Linked DNA regions of Homo sapiens: region 2 is linked to region 1. The links are chromatin loops, found by intact Hi-C in ENCODE. Cell type or tissue: heart right ventricle. All regions are shown on one strand. Links, peaks and the distances in the headings refer to the core of each region. The heading gives the core; the rest is flanking DNA. Region 1 holds the start of LOC105377521 (a long non-coding RNA gene). Region 2 has its middle 130 kb from the start of LINC01179.

Region 1 (9,928 bases), core at 1,119-9,118:
ATAGACTCAGAGAAGGAAGAATTAAGCTATCACTGGAAAGGTTGACTTCAAGAACACACCCCTTTAGCTTTGATGCAGAAAATCAGGAAGATGTTATTACCATCACATCTTCCTCTGAAGGAACTCTAGAGAACTGCTGCAGAAATAGTTTCTACCCTGAGAAACTGCCTCAGCACCAGGAAAACGCCTCCTTGACTTTCATCTTCTAGACCTCTGCTGCCCAACACAGCAGCCACTAATCACATGTGGCTACTGAGTACTGGAAATAGGACTAATCCAAATGGAGACATGCTCTAAGTTTAAAATACCACAAGATTTCAAAGACATAATGGGGAAAAAGAAAGAAAGAAGGTAAAATATTCCAATTTTTAAATCTTGATGACATAATGAAATGAAAATATTTTGAAATGTATTCAATATTAAATATATTGGGTAAAATAAAATGCATTCTTAAAATTAATTTTTAATTTTGGCTGTTTTCTTTTTGCCTTTTGTAATGTGACCACTAGAAGATTTAAAATTGTATAGGTGGCTCACACTATATTTCAATTGGGCAGTGTTGTTCTGGAACTCATAAGAACATATCTCTTAGCCAAATCAATTTCACACCCAAAAATTTAGGTGCAACAAAGTCATGGAAAAGTAGATTTTAGCCTTCTAGTTTCTGTCATTCAGAAAAATCCCCCTAACTGGAAGCTGAGAGATACTCAGTGTGCTAAGCCACTATATCTTCCACATGAAGTTTTTTGGGTTTTTTTGAGACAGTCTCGCTCTGTCGCCCAGGCTGGAGTGCAGTGGCGGACTTGGCTCACTGCAACCTCTGCCTCCTGGGTTCACGCCATTCTCCTGCCTCAGCCTCCTGAGGCAGGAGAATGGGACTATAGGTCCCGAGCTGGGACTATAGTTGCCTGCCACCATCCTGGCTAAATTTTTTTTATTTTTTTAGTAGAGACGGGGTTTCACTATGTTGGTCAGGCTGGTCTTGAACTCCTGACCTCTTGATCCACCCGCCTCGGCCTCCCAAAGTGCTGGGATTACAGGCATGAGCCACCGCGCCCGGCCCACATGAAGTATTTTTTAGGAAAAAGTTCAGGCAATACTTCATGAGGTTTAAAACTTAGTTTTCTCATTGCAATGATCTTTGATACTATGTAGTTTTATTGTAATTTTATTTTATTTACCCAAAATTATTTAGAATATTTATTTTTTAATCTTCCAGAGAGCTTATTTTTTTAACTTCCAAGTACTGCATTTAAAATTTTAAGTTTTCTTTACCAATTTATTATTAATTCTTATTTTATTATATTTTTGTGGTGTAATCAAATAAGGTAGCCTTGCACATTTTTTGTGTGTTTGGAATATAGTCACATTTTCTTTGTAGTCAAAATACAACCAGCTTTTGCAGAAGCCTCATGGGCATGTGAATGGAACAGGTTTTTTCCTACAGAAGCATAAAAAACTGAATTTGTATGTGTGAATGTCTTTATTTACATTAATCAAACTGTCAGCACCCTTGCTTTTGGTCTTGCTTTGTTGTTGTTTCATTTTGTTTTGTTTTGTTTTGGGCATGACACATCTTTTAAAGACAGGGATATGTAAACGTCGCCAATTTTGCTAAAAATGACTTACAATTAGGAAACAAAGTAAAACATTTAGCATAGGAGCAAAATATAGGCTGGTATGAGGTAAATCTAATTAAAAAGGTAATAATAGGAAACAAGAAAGTTTTGTAAAAAAAAAATTTGTCTGTGAGGATTGGAAAAAGGCACCACATAGGACAAGATATTTTATGTGATTTAAAATAGGAGGATTTGAGATTACAGAAAAGGAGGAGTTACAGCCCATGAGAGCAAATAACGATGGGCTTGTGACAATATAGTGAATGTTTGCCGAACCTAATGATACAGGTTTTCTGGAATAGAATTGTATATTGGGAAAAACAGTAATGTTGAACGATGTTTTCTTTTATTTTTAAATTTTATTTTATTTTATTTTTTTGAAATGGAGTTTCACTCTTTCACCCTGGAGTGCAGTGACGCAATCTCGGCTCACCGCAACCGCCGCCTTCTGGTTTCAACAGATTCTCCTGCCTCAGCCTCCCAAGTAGCTGGAATTACCGGCACCTGCCACCATGCTCAATGTTTTCTTGTATTGGTTGAACATTTGTATTAGTTCTCCTGGAAATACCTTTTTTTTAATAATCTTTGACTAGTTTTCAATTGAATTTTTTGGATTTCCCTTAAGGATTTGTACTTCTTACATAATCACTGCAAGTATTTTCCCCATGTTTGTTATTTTCTTTTTAATTTGTGTGACATATTTGCGACATACAGAAATTTTCATTTGTGATCTCAATTTAATTGCTCTTTACTTTGTGATTTCATTTTACTTCATGAAAGTAAAATGTTCATTGCTAAAGTTCAAATATTATGTGCACTTTGCTTTCTGCATTCTCTGTGTTTTTCCTAATTTAATAAACTGGGAAATCAATTTTCCTAACACATTCTTATTAAATATTCTTCCTTTCACTATAGTTTGTGACACTAAAGTCTACTTTTCAACTATAGATCCTGTTCTTTGGAAGTACCTGCCCATATAATTCTGGATCTACATTGTTCTAATCATTTTGGCTTCATATTATATATGTTTAATATGGTATATAGGGCCAGGTGTGGTGGCTCACACCTGTAATCCCAGCACTTTGGGAGGTCGAGGCAGGCAGATCACCTGAGGTCAGGAGTTCCAGACCAGCGTGGCCAACATGGTGAAACCCCGTCTCTACTAAAAATACAAAAATTAGCCAGGTGTGGTGGCGGGCACCTGTATTCCCAGCTACTGGGGAGGCTGAGGCAGGAGAATTGCTTGAACCCGGGAGGTGGAGGTGGCAGTGAGCTGAGATCGCACCATTGCACTCCAGCCTGGGCGAGAGAGCGAGACTCCATCTGAAAACACACACACACACACATTTTTTATATTTATATTTATTTTTTTATATATAGGGGACTATATATACATATATATAAATATATATATATATAAAATATATATAGGGTCCCCAAACCCCTAGCTGTGGACCAGTACCTGTCTGTGACCTGTTAGGAACCTGGCTGCACAGCAGGAGGTGAGGGGAGAAAAGTGAGCATTACTGCTTGAGCTCCTCCTGTCAAATCAGCAGGGGTATTCGATTCTCACAGGGATACGAACCCTATTTTGCAAACTGCACATGTGAGGAATCTAGGTTGCACACTCCTTATGAGACTCTAACTAATGCCTGATGATCTTAGGTGGAGCAGTTTCATCCAGAAACCAGCATCTCCACCCCGTCTGTGGAAAAATTAACCTGTCTCTGGTGCCTAAAAGGTTGGGGACCACTGGTATATCATATATATTATAGAACATACATTTTATTCAGTATACAGTTATTTGCTAGCACTATTCTCTCTTTAATCTTCTTGTTAAAAATGCATTTAGCTGTTTTTCCCTGAACTTCTAACAAGTTTAAGCTATTGAAGCATCCATGGAGTTTTTTTTTTTAAATTATATAAAACTACAGTTAATTAGGAGATAATCAACATCCCTATTCTAATATTTTTATTCAGGAACATGTTTCTTGTATTCATTTAAGTGAGCTTTATTGTCTCTCAGCAAAATTTCATACTTTTTTTCACAGAGTCACTGAACTTTCTTGATTAAAGTTATTCTTAGGCATTTTTATTGCAAATAAGTGGGATATTTTCTAACAGAATTGCTGGTAGCATATTTAGCTTTAAATTACAATCTGTGGACTCTGATTTTTCATCATTGTCACAGCCTAATTTCTTCATGTGATTACGAGGCACTCAATAAATAATAAAGATATGATTTTTGCCTTCCTTTAGTTAATGCTTATTAAAAGGGTAGTGAGTTTTGCTTACACACAAAAAAGTATTCTTCGGACCAAATTCATGTTCTGCCTTAAGTTTCTCAAGACTAGTTCTATTACAATACTGAATTAAGAGGCAGTAGAGGAAACGTTGGAGAAGGGTAGTTTGTGCTTCTCCTTGGCCTCCAGTTACTTATTCTGGAAAATTCTATCTTAGTTCTCCCAGTGAGAAGACAATAACTCTCCTTCGCTAGAAATACTACACAAATGTAGGAGAGAAAGGAAAAAACATATTTGTTTCTCATTATCTCTTTTACATATACCATCAGTTTGCATCAGCAGATGGGTCCACAGCAATGGAGTTGTTCAGGTAGGCCCCACCCTTGACTATTAAAATATTGACAGTCAAACAATAATGTTACAATGTGAAGTTTATTGAAAGGATAACAAAATGAGCATTTTCATTACAAATTAAATGTCATTTTAAATGTACCACATCAAACTTAATTTGTCTTGTTTTTATATATTGAGGTAGTTGTAATTCAAAGTATTAATGCCAGTCAGTAAAGCATATACCAATTAAACTTGGATATTTGCATACATTCTCTGTAGGTGTCAGCATTGCTTTGTAATAGTCTTATGCACAGAACTGTGTTTTCATCATGTCATAGGATGTAACTTTCATGTTAAATTCTAGTTAAACACCAGAAGGGCCTCTCTAAGTCTCTAAGACATCTCCTGGATTATTCTGTATTTCTTAATCACAAATGTGACTGAATGATTAATCAGCTTGGAAAAAAATGGATATTTATTGTCTTTCTTTAGGCATGGATAAGTACTTTCAAGGTTTTACGTGGCATTCTCTGGATATTAAAATAAGATGCTTTGAAAATATACAATACAGCATACATAGAACCTAATTCTATTTGGCATATTTAGAAACGACATTCATTATTTATTGTCGGGAGAACAGTTAACATAGCATTCTATGGAGTGATTTAGATTGCAGACACCACCACATCACTGTTTTCACAGTTTGAACTAATTATACACAGACTTTTTATTGGATAAAGTTATTAGGATTCAATCTAGGGAGTGCCTATTTAAGAAGGAAAGACATATACAAATTTATGTTCACACTAGGAGGGTATCTATTCTTGGGGCAATTTTCTGATTCAGAGACTTAGAGATGAATGAAATCCTAAAGTAGTAGAATCTGAATGCTTTGTGCATACGAACTTGCACCTGCAAGCAGTCCTGCTATGGACAGCCTCTGTCATGAGACCTGTATTCATTGTGTACATGGCTCTCATTCTCATTTTTTTTTTTTTTTTTTTGAGATGGAGTCTGGCTCTGTCACCCAGGCTGGAGTGCAATGGCGCGATCTCAGCTCGCTCACTGAAACCTCTGCTTCCCAGATTCAAGCGACTCTCCTGCCTCAGTCTTCCAAGTAGCTGGGATTACAGGCACATGCTGCCATGCCTGGCTAATTTTTTTTTTTTTTTGTATTTTTAGTAGAGACGAGGTTTCACTATGTTGGCCAGGCTGGTCTCGAACTCCTGACTCTGTGATCTGCCTGCCTCCGCCTCCCAAAGTGCTAGGATTACAGGCATGAGCTGCTGCGCCCAGCTATGGCTCTCATTCTCTACAGGATGGTGGATAATACAAGCATGTTGGAATTACTATGGAGGCACAATGCTTACAAGAAACCCAACTTGCAAAACTAAGATTACAGGTATTTATAATTGTAAATGATTGCATATTATAAATTGTAAACGACTACTGTAATTAAAAATGTAACAGAGAAAAATCAAGGTCTCAGAAAGCACATAGCCAGGTGTAACTATTCAGTGTGGAAATCATTTTTAGTAAGGGACAATAAGCCTTTCTGTTCACCCAGTTTCTTTAAATGGTACTCTAGTATCTAGCAAAGTTACTAGCTGCCTTCTTCTATGTAATGGTGTGAGAAAATGTTAGTAAATACTATCCATTTTTCCTTCAGTAAATTATGCCAGGATAATTTTATAATCTATTTTGCAGCTCCTTCTGAGGTAGACATTCTTTGGAACATCTGCAATAGAGTAGTTCAGGTGTGAAAGAAATCAGGAGCAGTTTCTCTTTATATACCACACAACATATGGACTCTCACTTGTAGCTGGCAGAGATGCTTCTGCAAAGAAAAAAAAAATAGAAATTTCCGCCAAATTTCTCCAGAAATTGAATCCTTATGAACCAAATTTGATTATTTTCTCATATAAAAGTGAAATTAAAAAATGTGACATACGGAAACACAGTATTTAGATAATGCCACTCAGAGCAGCTGATTGCCAACATGAAGGTATTTGGAGGGAAACTTTTAGAAAGGTATTATCATTCTAGGTTGGAAATCCAAAACAAAAAACTTTTTTTTCTAGTATTCATTTAAATACAATTAACTTTTGATGCATTTTCATGAGAGCCATTTTCTGACTCATAAATGCTTACAAGATAAGAGGATCATCTTCTAGAGTCTAATGGTCAGATAACAGTAAAACAGTTTTGGTTGTTTGAATCACTGGGACAGAAAGTATACAATGTCAGAGCTGGAAAGGACCTAAGGGACAATCTAATCCAGTACTTTCCTCCTTATAGGTTAGAAAACTAACTCTCAAAGAGACTTAACCATTCACCCACAGTTTCACAAGACTAGTTCCATCCAGCTAGGCCTCCTGGTTGTTATTTCAGTATTCTTTTCATTGATCCCAGAAACCTATCGATCAGTTTTAGACTTGGAATGTCTAAACAGAGTCAGATTGTACCACTAGATATGACGGGTTTAGGTGTTTTAAATAATTTATTCAATTAAAACTCAAAGTAGATGTATGTATTTACTAGTTGCCCTTTAGATAGAATAAACGAACTTTGGAATATTTTAGTGAAATACCACAGTTTCACATAAAAGCAGCCTTAAAAATTAAGGTAGCAATTGAAGGAATAACTAAATTGGGCCTAATCTTTGGTGTTCATGTGTATTTTGATACTATTTTTGACAGAAATTTCCTTTTTCCTAAATGATTTGTCAATAGTATTAATTATGACTACTGAATTCTCTAGACTGATTGTTAAATATCCTTCTACAAAACAGAAACATACTGGAATTTCTGTGTGGGGATCCATACATATATTTTATTGGAATTCCCACAATGTTCTGCAGGTCTTTAAAAACAAAAACTGCACCCGAGGAGATTTCTACTGATAGACCTATATTTACACCAACTTGTTTTATTACACTTGCAATTCATACAGGAGACTCCATTTCTGATACTTGTTAGATCATATTATCACTGTCCGTTGAACATAACTTTTAAAACATTGTGGCTGAAACTTGGGTGAAAATAGATCACTTTTTTTTTCCTGGCAACAAATCTCTATGTTAATCAAATTTGCCAGTTGAACTTATTTATTGTTAGATTGTGTCACAAACTAGAACCCACTATTCAAATCCCAGAGGGCACATATGCTTAATAACATCTTTTCTTCATCATGAATATATTTCTAGGATGACTATGTAGTCTCACTTCCCGTGGACAGTCTCGGTTTCTTCCTCTTCCTGCATAATAATAATAGCATCCCTGTCACTATCAAAAGATGATAATATATGATCAGTATAGTGATAATGCAAACAAGAAAAGTACAGTATATGCAATCCTCCTATGTTCAAAAAAGGTAAAACATGGAGGAGGTTCTGCTTAGAGTTTATGTGAGTCTGATGTTGCTGCTATAATTTAAAACAAAGCCTCTTGTGGCTTCTGCCTATGTACTTTACTATTGTTCATAGTCATAATGAGGTTATTTTGGGGGTCAACATGTTATTTGTTCCACAAAAGCTTCAGTTTAGCCTAGGAATGATTACAGTGGATTGCAAGGTCAGTGTTGCTAATAATCTTTATCTTTTCTCTCTAAAAAGTTCTGACTCTTTTCCAAAAATCTACATGCTATAGCTTCTGACCTTCTTTCATTACCACAGATACAAAGCTTTTCTGCTTTCTCCTTTATTCCTTATCATAAAAGAACATCTGAGGGAGTTCTGAGTTAAAAGAGCTTTCAAACATTGGCCAGCATCTTCAGACAGTACAGTTGGCAAAAAGCATGGTAAAAATAGCTCATTTACATCAGCCTCTCTGTCAGGACTACTTTAAAATTAGCAATACATTAATTTTTATATATTATGTTACTTGAGCTTATAATCTTGAATTATTTAACTTGAGGTTTGGAGATGATCGAGGTTGACAGTAAAAGATAATTCATAGAACCATATGTAATTACACCGTTTAACTTGCATTTTAGGAGAAAAAAATGATATCTCGATTGCTGCCGGATGTTGTAAGATGGCTGATAATAATTATAATACTAATTTGCTAACTGGGCTCTGGCAAAGGGGCACTGTTTCTTCCCATGAAACTGTGTGGCGTGTCTTAGCAGTCACAGCAGTCCTGGCACGAAAGATCATGAATGAAAAATTCATTATCTTAGGGGCATTCCAAACATTCTTATACCTAGAATTCCTCCGGATCATTACAGATTAATAGTGGCTTTCTGTGTGTGTGTGTGTGTGTGTGTGTGTGTGTGTAGTGTATGGCTATATGTGGCAATGTGTATATGGGAAAGAGAGAGAAAAAAAATAGCTTTTAACCACATTCACATGCCTGGAATGGCTCTTGCCAACCTAACCACCATAGTAGCTCACAGAGCAAGAAATGATTTAAGAGGAAAAAAGGGTTTCCCTTCTGAACTGGAAGATACAAAGGAAGATACAAGTGACAGAAAAAATTAATACAATTAAAATGTTAATGTACAGTAATAGTTTTGGTATAATATATCCTTAAATAAAAAAAGGAATCTATATGTAATTTTTCATATTGCTTAAAAAAATTCATGATAAAATATTTCATTTGACTCGTGCTATATCAATGTAACATAAGAGACTCAGTTAGAGGACTGCGTGATTTTTCAGAATTCAATTAGAAACCTGAAAAAATTAAATTCCTTACAGTTAATACTGAATTATAAATAAAATATCAACTGTGTCAAGGAATTACAATATAATCAAGTCATACACTGGAGAGACCATTTGATTAATTAAACTTAAGGCTAATATGAGGATATACACTTGTAGGACCTCGCATTTCAAAGAGATAATACTGGGATTCAGCTTCCCTAAGTGCAGAGAGGAGAAACAAAGCTATATACTTGAATGGCCTGTGACACTGCCTTCATTGCTTGGCCCAGAAATTATGGCATCAAGCAAATGACCTGGCCTCTTTTAAGTGTATTATTTTGTCAGATTGTTGCCCAATGTTGAGCCTGCATGACTTTCAGTATTCTTCAACCCTCATTAAGTTATTAAAACTCTAAGCAGAATAATGAAAAGGAATACTAATAATAAAGAGAACAATTCTAATCTGGCGAAGTATCCAGATTAGGTAAAGCACAAAAAAACAAGGAAAGATGAGTACAGCGATATCTAAGAGATTACTGAATAGAAGCTATATAGTTAAATTATCTTGATGCCTTCTTTAAGATTTTAATTATTATTTTAACTTATTTTTTAAATCTGTGCACACTTGGTCTTCCCTTTAAGGCTCCTTGTGGTCTCCTCGGGAGCCAGGTAGTCCTGACACACTTGGGTGCAACCAACATGGTGATATGGTTTGGCTCTGTGCCCCCATAGAAATCTCATTTTGAATTGTAATCCCCAATGTTGGAGGTAAGGCCTGGTAGGAGATGATTACATCATGGGGGAGGATTTCCCCCTTGCTGTTCTCAAGATAGTGAGTGAGTTCTCATGAGATCTGGTTGTTTAAAAGTGTGTGGCACCTCCCCCTTCACTCTCTTCCTCCTGTTCCAGTCATGTAAGACGTGCCTGCTTCCCCTTCGCCTGCCGCCATGATTGAAGGTTTCCTGAGGCCTCCCTACCCATGCTTCCTGTACAGCCTGCGGGACTGTGAGCCAATTAAATCTCTTTTCTTTATAAATTATTCAATCTCAGGTAGCTCTTCATAGCAGTGTGAGAATGGACTAAGACAA
Region 2 (9,928 bases), core at 772-8,771, 300 kb after region 1:
TAAGATAGTTCAAGGATAGGCAAACAGCCCAGATTAAAGGAATATGGAAAGCAGAAACAGTCCCATAAAGAGAAATATACTTAATTTATGGAAGATCATGCACTTCCGATCAGTGTAGAGAGGATGGAACATTCAATAAAGGTTCTAGATTAATTGGTTATTACAGAGAAAAGAATAAAATTTAATCTATACTTCCCAACATGTACAGAAGTTAATTTATGGTAGATTAAAATCTTTTATTTGAAAGGTAAAACTATAAAACTTTTAGAAGGTAGTATAGAAAACTATCAGTAGGACCCTAGAGGAGTAAATGATTTCCTAAAGAAGACCAAACAAAGGCTAACTGTATTAGGATTCTCCAGAGAAACAGAAGCAATAGAATGTATGTATATATGGAAGATGATATAAGGAATTGCCTCACACAATTATGGAAACTGAAATATCCCAATATCTGCAATCTACATGCTGAAGTCTCAGAAGAGCTAATGGTGTAGTTTCAGTCCAAATTCCAGCAGGCTTAGAATTCAGAAAGAGCTCATGTTTCAGTTCAAGTCCAGGGAAGGAAAGAGCCAATGTCCCAGCTCAAGGCAGGCAGGCTGGAGGAGTTCTGTCTTATTCAAGGGAGGATCAGCGTTTTAGTTCAATTCAGGCTCTCAACTGACTGGATGAGGCCCATCCACATTAGGGAGGACAATTGTTTTGCTGAGCCTACCAATTCCAATGCTAACCTCATCCAGAAACACCCTCACAGACACACCCGGAATAATACTTGACCAAATGTCTGGGCACTTCATGACCCTCACGTTGACACATAAAATTAGCCATGAAACTTACCGTAAAGGAAACATTTGATAAGTTCAACCACATTGAAATTAAGAACTTCTGTTCATCCAAAGTTACCACTGACAATTTAAAAACAAGCCACAAAGGAGGAATGAACAACTGCAACATAAGTAACTGTCTTAGTCAGTGTGGGATGCTACAGTAGAATACCATACAGTGAGTGGCCTCACCCACAAACATTGATTTCCCACAGTTCCAGATGCTGAGATGCCCAAGAGCAAGGTGCCAGCAGATCCAGTCTCCAATGAGGGCCCCCATCTTGGTTTTCAGACAGGCACCTTATTCTTACTCTTGTATCTGCACATGATGAAGAGAATGTGTTCTAGCCTCTTTCTCTTCCTATAAAGACACTAATCCATGATGGAGGCTTGACTCTCATGGTCTTACCTACACCTAATCACCTCCCAACGGCCCCACTTCCTAACACCATCCCAGTGGCAGCTAGGGCTTCAGCACATAAATTTTCGGGAGACAAAAACATGCAGTTTGTAACAGTAAATCAGAAAGGATTAATATCTAGACTATGTAAACAGCTCCTATAAATCAACCTGACTTGTAATCAAAGAAATAAGATTAAAATAAAAAAGAGATCACATTTCACACCCAAAATGATATAGAAGTTAAGAAGAAATCACTTGGGCATATAGTAAGGGCATGGGAGTCCTTGGTAAGGCTTTTCTCTTTAATGAAAAGCAGCGTTAAATCATTTTCTAACAAAGAGCAGCCTGTAAAGTCGAGCTGCAGACATTGATAAGCAAGCTGGGAGCTTGCACAGGTAAATGCTGGCAGGAACTAGGGACTAGACATATTCAAGATGGCGGCTCCATCTTCCCTTCTCTTTGTAAGCCACCTGTACAGTAAAGAGCAGACAAAATGGCCTGATCCACTGGAAAGCCCATTTGCATAACAAGATTAGGATGAGGCAACCAGCCTTCCCCACGCTTCATGTAAACGTCATACCTGATGGAACCAATCTACATAAATCAGACACTGCCTTCAGCTTGCATATAAAATCTGCTGTGGTCTGCCACCTCCCCCATTTTTCCGACGTCTGTCTCTCTCTCTCTCTCCCTCTCTCTCTCTTTCTATTGCAAGGAGTTGCTCTCCTCTCTCCTTTCTTCTGTCTATTAAACTTTCCATTCCTTAACCCACCCACATGTGTCCATGTCCTAAATTCTTTCTCGGCACGAGACAGCAAACCCCAGGGTATATACACCAGACAAGGTAGCAGTTTCAAAAAGATTAGTAAGACAACATCAAGTGTTGGTGAGACTGTGAAGCAACTTTTCTACATACCAGTGGGGAGATAAATTGGTATAATTGCTTTAGAAAATTATTTGGCACTACCTAGTAAAGAGGAATGTGCATATGTGCCCTAGTAAAGAGGAATGTGCCCAGCAGGTCTACTCTTGGGCATATAACCTAAAATCTTAGAGTAACTCTCATCCTTGTGCAACAAGACCTGTACAAAAATATTCTTACCAGTAATATTTATAATAGCCAAATTCTGGAAACAGTCCAAATGCCCATCAGCATTAAAATGAATACATCAGTTATGGCATATACATATAGTGAAATACTATATGGCAGTGACAAACTATAGCCACATACATCACCATAATATGAGGCATGAGTCACTGAAGAATGTAATCATAATAGTAATAATAATGATAATAGTGAATATGTAAATTGCTTACTATTACCAAGCTCTTGGCTAAGTGCCATATATATAATTTAATCCCACAAGAATGATATGAGCTGTGTACAGTTACTGTTAGCGTTTTATGGATGAGGAAATTATGACTGAACAGAAGAAATAAATTTCCCAAGTTGATATAGCTTCCTACCAAGGTGATGAACTGGGATCTCAAGCCCAGAAAATTTGAATGCAGAGTCCACTGGGTGAAGTGAGGCATATTCAAAAATTGGCATAACCAAGCGCTGTATCTGGGAATACACAAATACATGTTCATTGTGATATGAAGAAAACTATGGGAATTATTTACAGAAAATTACTCCTCTGAGTGTAATTGAGGGGGAGGACAATTTGATAATTTTCAAATTACCAGAAGTATTTTATTTCTCAGACTGAGTGGTGGGCATATGGTTGTTCATTTTATTATAATTATTTAATCTTTACCTATGCACTGCATATATATATATATATATATGTGTGTGTGTGTGTGTATAGTGTGTGAACATACTTCATGCTGTTGTCGTATATGCTTTTCTCTTTATCACCTACTTTGCTCTCAGATTTAAGCAAGATTTGTCCTTAACATAAACGCGCAGTCTATAATAGTAACTAAGAAAGGATTAATAAAATATCTAGACTATGTAAACAATTCCTAAGAATCAACTTCACTTATAATCAAATAAATAAAATTACAATTAAAAATATCACATTTCACACCCACAAGATTGGTAAAACAACACCAAATGTTGGTAAGGGTATGCAGCAACTCTTCTACTCTTTGAAACTCAAAGCCAGGAGGAGACTTCTTTCTTATCACACCCCTTCCCTGTAGAAGTGATTTGGTGTGATCTTGTCCATAAATTAAGATAGGAAAAAACAAAACAAAATATGGAGGGAAGATTAATGAATACTTCTTTTTATTTTCTTTTATTTTTAATTGACAAATAATAATTGTATATACTTATAGGGTACAATGTGATGTTTTGGTACATGTATACATTGTTAAATGATTACACTCCATATGACCTCACATATTTATCATTTCTTTGTGATGAGAACGTTTAAAATCCTCTCTTTTCAAAACACATTATACAATGACAGAGGAAGGAAATATGAGTGAGGAGAAAAAAATTGATAAGGTAAGAGGAAAAGAGTAGAAGTGAAAGATAGAGCTGGAGATATAGTGACACAGGAGAGAGATCAAGGAAAAAAAGATTAGCCCGTGTTTTTCTGAGTACGCTGCATGGTTTATCTATGAAATGCTGAAAGGAATTCACTTTATGGCTCTGGACTCTTGGGTACGGTCCACCGTCATTGCCTGCTGGGAGAGGTCTAATATACATCCAACTATCCAGTGGGCCCAATAAACATTAAATGATTGATTTCTCCCTTAACTTTAGCCATCTCAGTCACTATTCATCAATAATTAAAGAATATATTCATTTGACATCAAATGCAAAAAGAAAATTCAAAGACATTAAGGGATGGGTTTAAACAGATGCATTTACATTGATATTAACTTAAGCAATATCAATCAATCTCACCCTGGAAGGGAGACAGGAATTAGTGTGCGACTAGAAAGCATTTATTTGAACATTTTACATCCTTAAAACTCTGTGCACTGAAAAAAGCTATTCCTTGGACATCAGCAAGTAAGCTTATAAATTATGACACTTCAGGCCCTGATTTATCACTGTATTGGGTATTTTTCAAGATAAAACAATAGAAACCAAAAATCTGCTAAAAATTCCAAACTTACAATAATCAAAGAAATACGGATATAATCAATGAGAGTTCAATACATCATATTCAAGCAGATTATTATAATATCTAATTTTGCAGAGGGTGAGAGGAAATGTGATTCTCACATCATAATGCTTCATAACTTGTATAAGAAGACTTAATGATGTGCCTATTTTTGACATAATAATTTCATATCCAAGAATTTGACCTAAGGAAATTATCATGAATATCTTGAAAGTTTTCACTACAGGAATGTTCATTTCAATGCTATTACAGAAGTGAATAGTGAAAAGTGATGTCCAACCACAAGGGATTACATGAGGGCACATTTATTGAATGAAATAAAACTATTTAAATGATAGTAAAACAAACAGAAAGTAACATCAAAAAAATTAAAATATGTTAAATGGAAAAGTAATTTTTAAAATTCATACATAAAACTCTACTGTTGGCTTGAAATAAAGGTTTCAAAGGAGCGACTGGGAAGGAAAAATGGACGTGAAACCTGCTGGCAAAGAAGAGTGAAAGCCTCCACAATTGCCTAAGTCCATCCTTGTCTAAATATCTCAAAATTAAAACCTAACTTCTTGTTCTGAATCATTTCTTCTGAAAGGTAAGCCATGTGGCTCTAAAAGGCATACTCTTCAGAGAGAAATGATTAAGAATATTAAAATGACCTTGGGTTATTGATAACAGAAAGAGAACAAATGTAATGAGAATGCATTTTGCATACTGTCCCATTAAGACTTTCTGTGCATGGCTGATGCAGGAAACTAAAATGATCAATGGTGTCAAATCCCACAGGAGAGCAAAATCTTGGGCCAGCCAGAGCTCTGTAATCACAGGTGATCGTTCATGAGAATGCCACTAGCCCATCTCCTCAAGTGATGTATTAGCCCTGGGTGATTGATTTAGAGCTTTGCAAGGGCAATTCTAAACACTTACACATTTTTATTTAAAGGAAAGTTTCTTTCACATACTTCCTAATGGAAGTTTACATATTCTTTTCCATGGAAAACAGGGTTAGGGTAAATCCTAATGGTATTCAGGATTGTCTACCCCCTCACATAAGTTTAAAGAGAAAATGATGATGAAGTAAGAAGGCAAAGATTTTTACATCTGAAAGACAGAATAGTTGAAGAGGTATGTGTTAAAGAAGACATAAAAGTGATGAAGATCATGCTTTTGTTGACCATAAACACAGCCACCAAATCCCAAAATACTAAACATGAGCCAGAAAGGAGGTAGTTCTGGAACAACTTTATTAAACATATGGAACTCATTTTCCCCAATAAATTATGTGAGACAAAATTGGAATAGTCCAAGAAGGGGTTGGTCAGGGCTTTCTTGTCTATGGATTTAAAACAGAAAGAGAATAGTAATGTCCATCCATGAAGACCAACCCAGCAAAAATAGCCAAGCGCCTCCAAATACATGTTCTTGTGTCATTGACAGTCAACAAATAGATTCTGTGAAATGGCCTTTCTTGCATTTTTATCTGCATTGGCACCATGCCTGGTACATGGTGGATACTCAAAGCACATTTCTTCAATGACATTGAATACAATGTGCATATCCCAGCTCCCTTCAGACCATCATTAATCTTCAATCTGCTATGTCACTGCTCTTAGGAGAAGGAAAACTGGAAGTCAAAGACGCTTATGAGAATTATAATCCCCCAAATACTTCTCAAACTCAGTAAAAACATAAAAGTCAGATATTCTCCCTTTATAGAAACATTAAAATGATTAAGATAGAGTCACTAATGTATTCTTGAGTTTCTTAAGGACAGAATTTTCTTAATGTCAAGTTATTATATTAAAAGGAAGCACATAGCAGGGATTCAATTAATAAAATCACCTAATATTTGTATCCATAATTTTAATATAAAAACTCCATTTAGCAAAGAATCTTATAGCACCACACCTTCTCCTCTTTCATTCAACAATTGTTTAATAAAATAGTTCCTTACCGATCAGTTTTTTCAAAAGGTATATAACTACAAAGTTATGATTTGAGTTTTTTCTTATCTTTGGAGAAATAAAATTTAAGAGAAGATGATCCTCCCCACCACTACCCCACCCCCCAATTTTTTTCTCTCTACCATCTTGAGATGGTAGAGATGCCCCATGCAGGTAGTTGAAAATGCATGACTACCATGCCGAGACTGCCAAAATCTGTCTTTGAAAGGAGGCGGACAAAATGCTATAAAATGCACTGACATGATGGCTGTAACAGACGTGCATGTAAAAAGTCTCAAGGTATTTCTTTCCTACTTGTTCCAGGGATCTTTCAGTCCTTCTGCTGAGCCACAAGGAATGTACCATGTATTTACCGCATTTCTTCCCTGGCCTTCTGGAACCCGCTCTTGCAGCTGCAGGGAATAACAAGAACCAAGACCTTCACAAGGTCCCTTGCAGTCACTTCACATATTAATCAAAGAAGAGTCCCAAAAGAAAATATGTCCTAGAAATCTAAACTCACTGTCTCTACAACATCCTGATCACCTGCAAAGTAATAGGGTGAGTCTAAGTCTTCAGAACTAAGCTCCATACATAGGACAAAGCTAACAAATCAAAGCAGGGCTTTCATGTCATGAAATAATTACTAAGTGTAGAGGACAACAGGCATAAAAAGTGAAGGGAAAAATATTTTCCCTTGATTCCCATAGATACTATTTTTCTTATTTTGAAAAATTTCAAATCCACACAAAAATTAAAGAAATGTATAGTGAACATTGGTATACCCTTGCCTATACACACCAACTATTAATAATCTTCTTGCTCCTGCTTCATCTCTCTATATAGGTATTGCCATGGTCAGAATGTTAGTGTCCCCCCAGAATTCATATGTTGTAATCCTAACCCCAAGGATGATGATATTAGTAGTTAGGACTTTGGGGAGGTAGAATTCACATGAATGGAATTATTGCCCTTATAAAAAAAAAGTCTGAAAAAGACCCCTCACCTCTTTTACCACATGGGGACACAGTAAAAAGGCGGCATCTATGAACCAGAAAGTAGGTTCTCACCAGACACCAGATCTGCTGATGCCTTGACCTTGGACTGCCCACACTCTTGAACTGTGAGAAATAGATTTCTGTTGTTTATAAGCACTCCAGTCTATGGTATTTTGTTGTAACATCCCGAAAGAACTAAAACTGGAACCTACACACACTTCTTTCTGTCAAGCCATCCTAAAGTACGTTGGCAACAACATGACAGTTTATCCCTAAATATTTTAGCATATAGCTCTCACAAACAAGGACATTCTCTCACACAACCTAACGCCATTACCAGGCCTTTTGTTTATTGTTGTTGTAGTTGTTGTTGTTGTTGTTGTTTTGAGACGGAGTTTCACTCTTATTGCTCATGCTGGAGTGCAGTGGCACGATATTGGCTCACTGCAACCTCCGCCTCCTAGGTTCAAGCAATTCTCCTGCCTCAGCCTCCTGAGTAGCTGGGATTACAGGTGCCCACCACCACGTCTGGCTAATTTTTGTATTTTTAGTAGAAACGGGGCTTCGCCATGTTGGCCAGGCTGCTCTCGAGCTCCTGACCTCAGGTGATCCACCCGCCTCAGCCTCCAAAAGTGCTGGGATTACAGGCGTGAGCCACCACGCCCGGCCTACCAGGCCTTTTAAAAAGTGAATTCAGGGGCTGCAGCAGTGCTGGCTTTAGGTGATGACATGGTGAGGAGTGGGTTTGGGGCATGAGAATCACAAGGCCGTTTCCAAGCCTCTCTCTTTACTTCTCTGGGTCTTCTCAGAGAAGGAAGGCTGAGAAAATTACTTTTCCCACTAAAACACACCACCAGCTTTCATGAAAGTGAAAGAGAAATGAAGCCCCTTTATGTGGATGGTCTTAGCCAGGAAATTTCTGAAACAGTCCTCCAAAATCAGTTCAGCAGATTTGCAGAAGTTTCAGATGTGGAGATCATCACACGGAAAGATGACCATGGAAACCCACAGAAAGTCTTTGCATATATCAGCATCAGTGTAGCAGAAGCAGACCTGAAAAAATGTATATCCGTTTTAAATAAAACAAAATGGAAAGGTAGAACATTACAAATTCAACTAGCAAAAGAAAGCTTTTTGCACAGATTGGCCCAAGAGAAAGAAGAAGCAAAAGCTAAGAAAGGAAAATCAACAACAGGTAACATCAACTTGTTAGAAAAGATAGGAGGAGTGGAATTCCATATGAAAGCTGCGCCAGGGACAGAAGCGCCAGGGTATAAGAATTGGGTTGTGAGCAAATTTGGAAGAGTGTTACTTGTTCTTCACCTTAAAATTTATCATAAATGTAAAATTATAAAATATGATCCCTCAAAATACTGCCACAACCTAAAGAAGATAGGGGAGGATTTCACAAACACCATTCCTATATCCAGCCTGACTTGGGAACTGGAAGGAGGGAATGACCCTATGAGTAAGAAATGGTGAGGAGACTTCTCTGACTTTCATGGCCCTCCCAAGAAGATGATAAAAGTGCAGAGGGATGAGAGTTCCACTGGGTCTCTGGCCATGAGTCCAAGGCCCAGGTGGGTAATAGAGAGACCACCCTTAACACAGCAACAAGCTGCACAGAAAAAGAACTTCTAATTCCACTACTCCTAAATCATCTCCTGTACCTGTTTCTGATACTCAGAAACTTTAAAATCTACCTTTTAGGACTTCTGGATTGGAAACTGCCAAGAAGAGAAGTGGCATTTCTGATGATTATATTGATTCTAAAGATGAATTAAGAATGATGGTTGCAAAAGAGGAAAACTTACAGAGAACTATACAATCCTCAATAAATGAACCTGAAACTGATCCCTTTGAAGTTGTAAGGGATAACTTCAAATCAGGAGTTCACAAATTGCATTCTTCAACAGGTTTAGGTATCAAAAATAGTGCCTCTTGCCATGACAGTGATGATGATATTACGAGAAATGATTGTGAGTATGACTCAGGAGATACAGAAGAAATCATTGCGATGAAAAAAAATGTTGCTAAGGTCAAAAACAGTACAGAATTTTCACAAATGGAAAAATCTACAGACAAGAAAACTTCCTTCAAAAATAGAGAAAACTGTGAGCTTCTGATCACTGTATTAAAGTACAAGAAAGAAAAAGCAATGTAGAGTCAGCCCTCGGTCATGGATTAAAGGCTCTTAATTGCAAATCTCCCTCTCACTCCAATAGCAATGAAGATGCTGATTCTGCATCAGAATTAGCTGACTCTGAAGGAGACAAGGAGTATAATGCCATGACGAAAAACCGCCTTCGTGTGAATCTCACTTTAGCTGATTTGGAACAATTGGCTGGCAGTGAACAGAAGGTTTCCAATGAAGATACTGAGAGTGACGGGCCAGAAACCACCACACAATGCAAGTTTGACAGAGGCTCCAACAGCCCCAAGACTCCCACTGGCCTCCACAGACGCAGACACTGTATTTGTCCTGACGACACTGTGGCTTTCCTGTTAGAAGGAGAGGAGAGCACCTGTGGCAAACAGAAACCAAAGGAAAACAACTGAAAGCCAGAATTCCAGGTTTTCAAGGGAGTAGGCTGTTTATATGAAAAAGGAGTCAATAAAAAAATCCTTGAAAGACAATGTTGCCTCTAACAATATTAATAAAGATCAGAATTCCATGAAACATGTGG

The links. Peaks named below come from ENCODE experiments on the same cell type or tissue, not always from the same donor. Only the 100,000 strongest peaks of a DNase experiment are listed, where the experiment ranks them.
Region 2: a loop joins it to region 1, with 2.3 times the contacts of the local background. A loop is called at or near these places in 3 of 110 quality-filtered maps.

Annotation. Positions count from the first base shown.
Region 1 is chr4:165,849,958-165,859,885 of GRCh38, reverse strand. LOC105377521 (a long non-coding RNA gene) reads left to right here and starts at 4,182. Exons shown (of 3, transcript XR_939420.1): 1 at 4,182-4,232; 2 at 5,514-5,597. In heart right ventricle, for the core only: a CTCF peak has its summit at 4,464; no DNase peak of the experiment used is centred there.
Region 2 is chr4:165,549,235-165,559,162 of GRCh38, reverse strand. It overlaps the pseudogene NOL8P1. Among named protein-coding and RNA genes, the nearest start is that of LINC01179, 130 kb to the left of the region's middle. In heart right ventricle, for the core only: no CTCF peak of the experiment used is centred there; no DNase peak of the experiment used is centred there.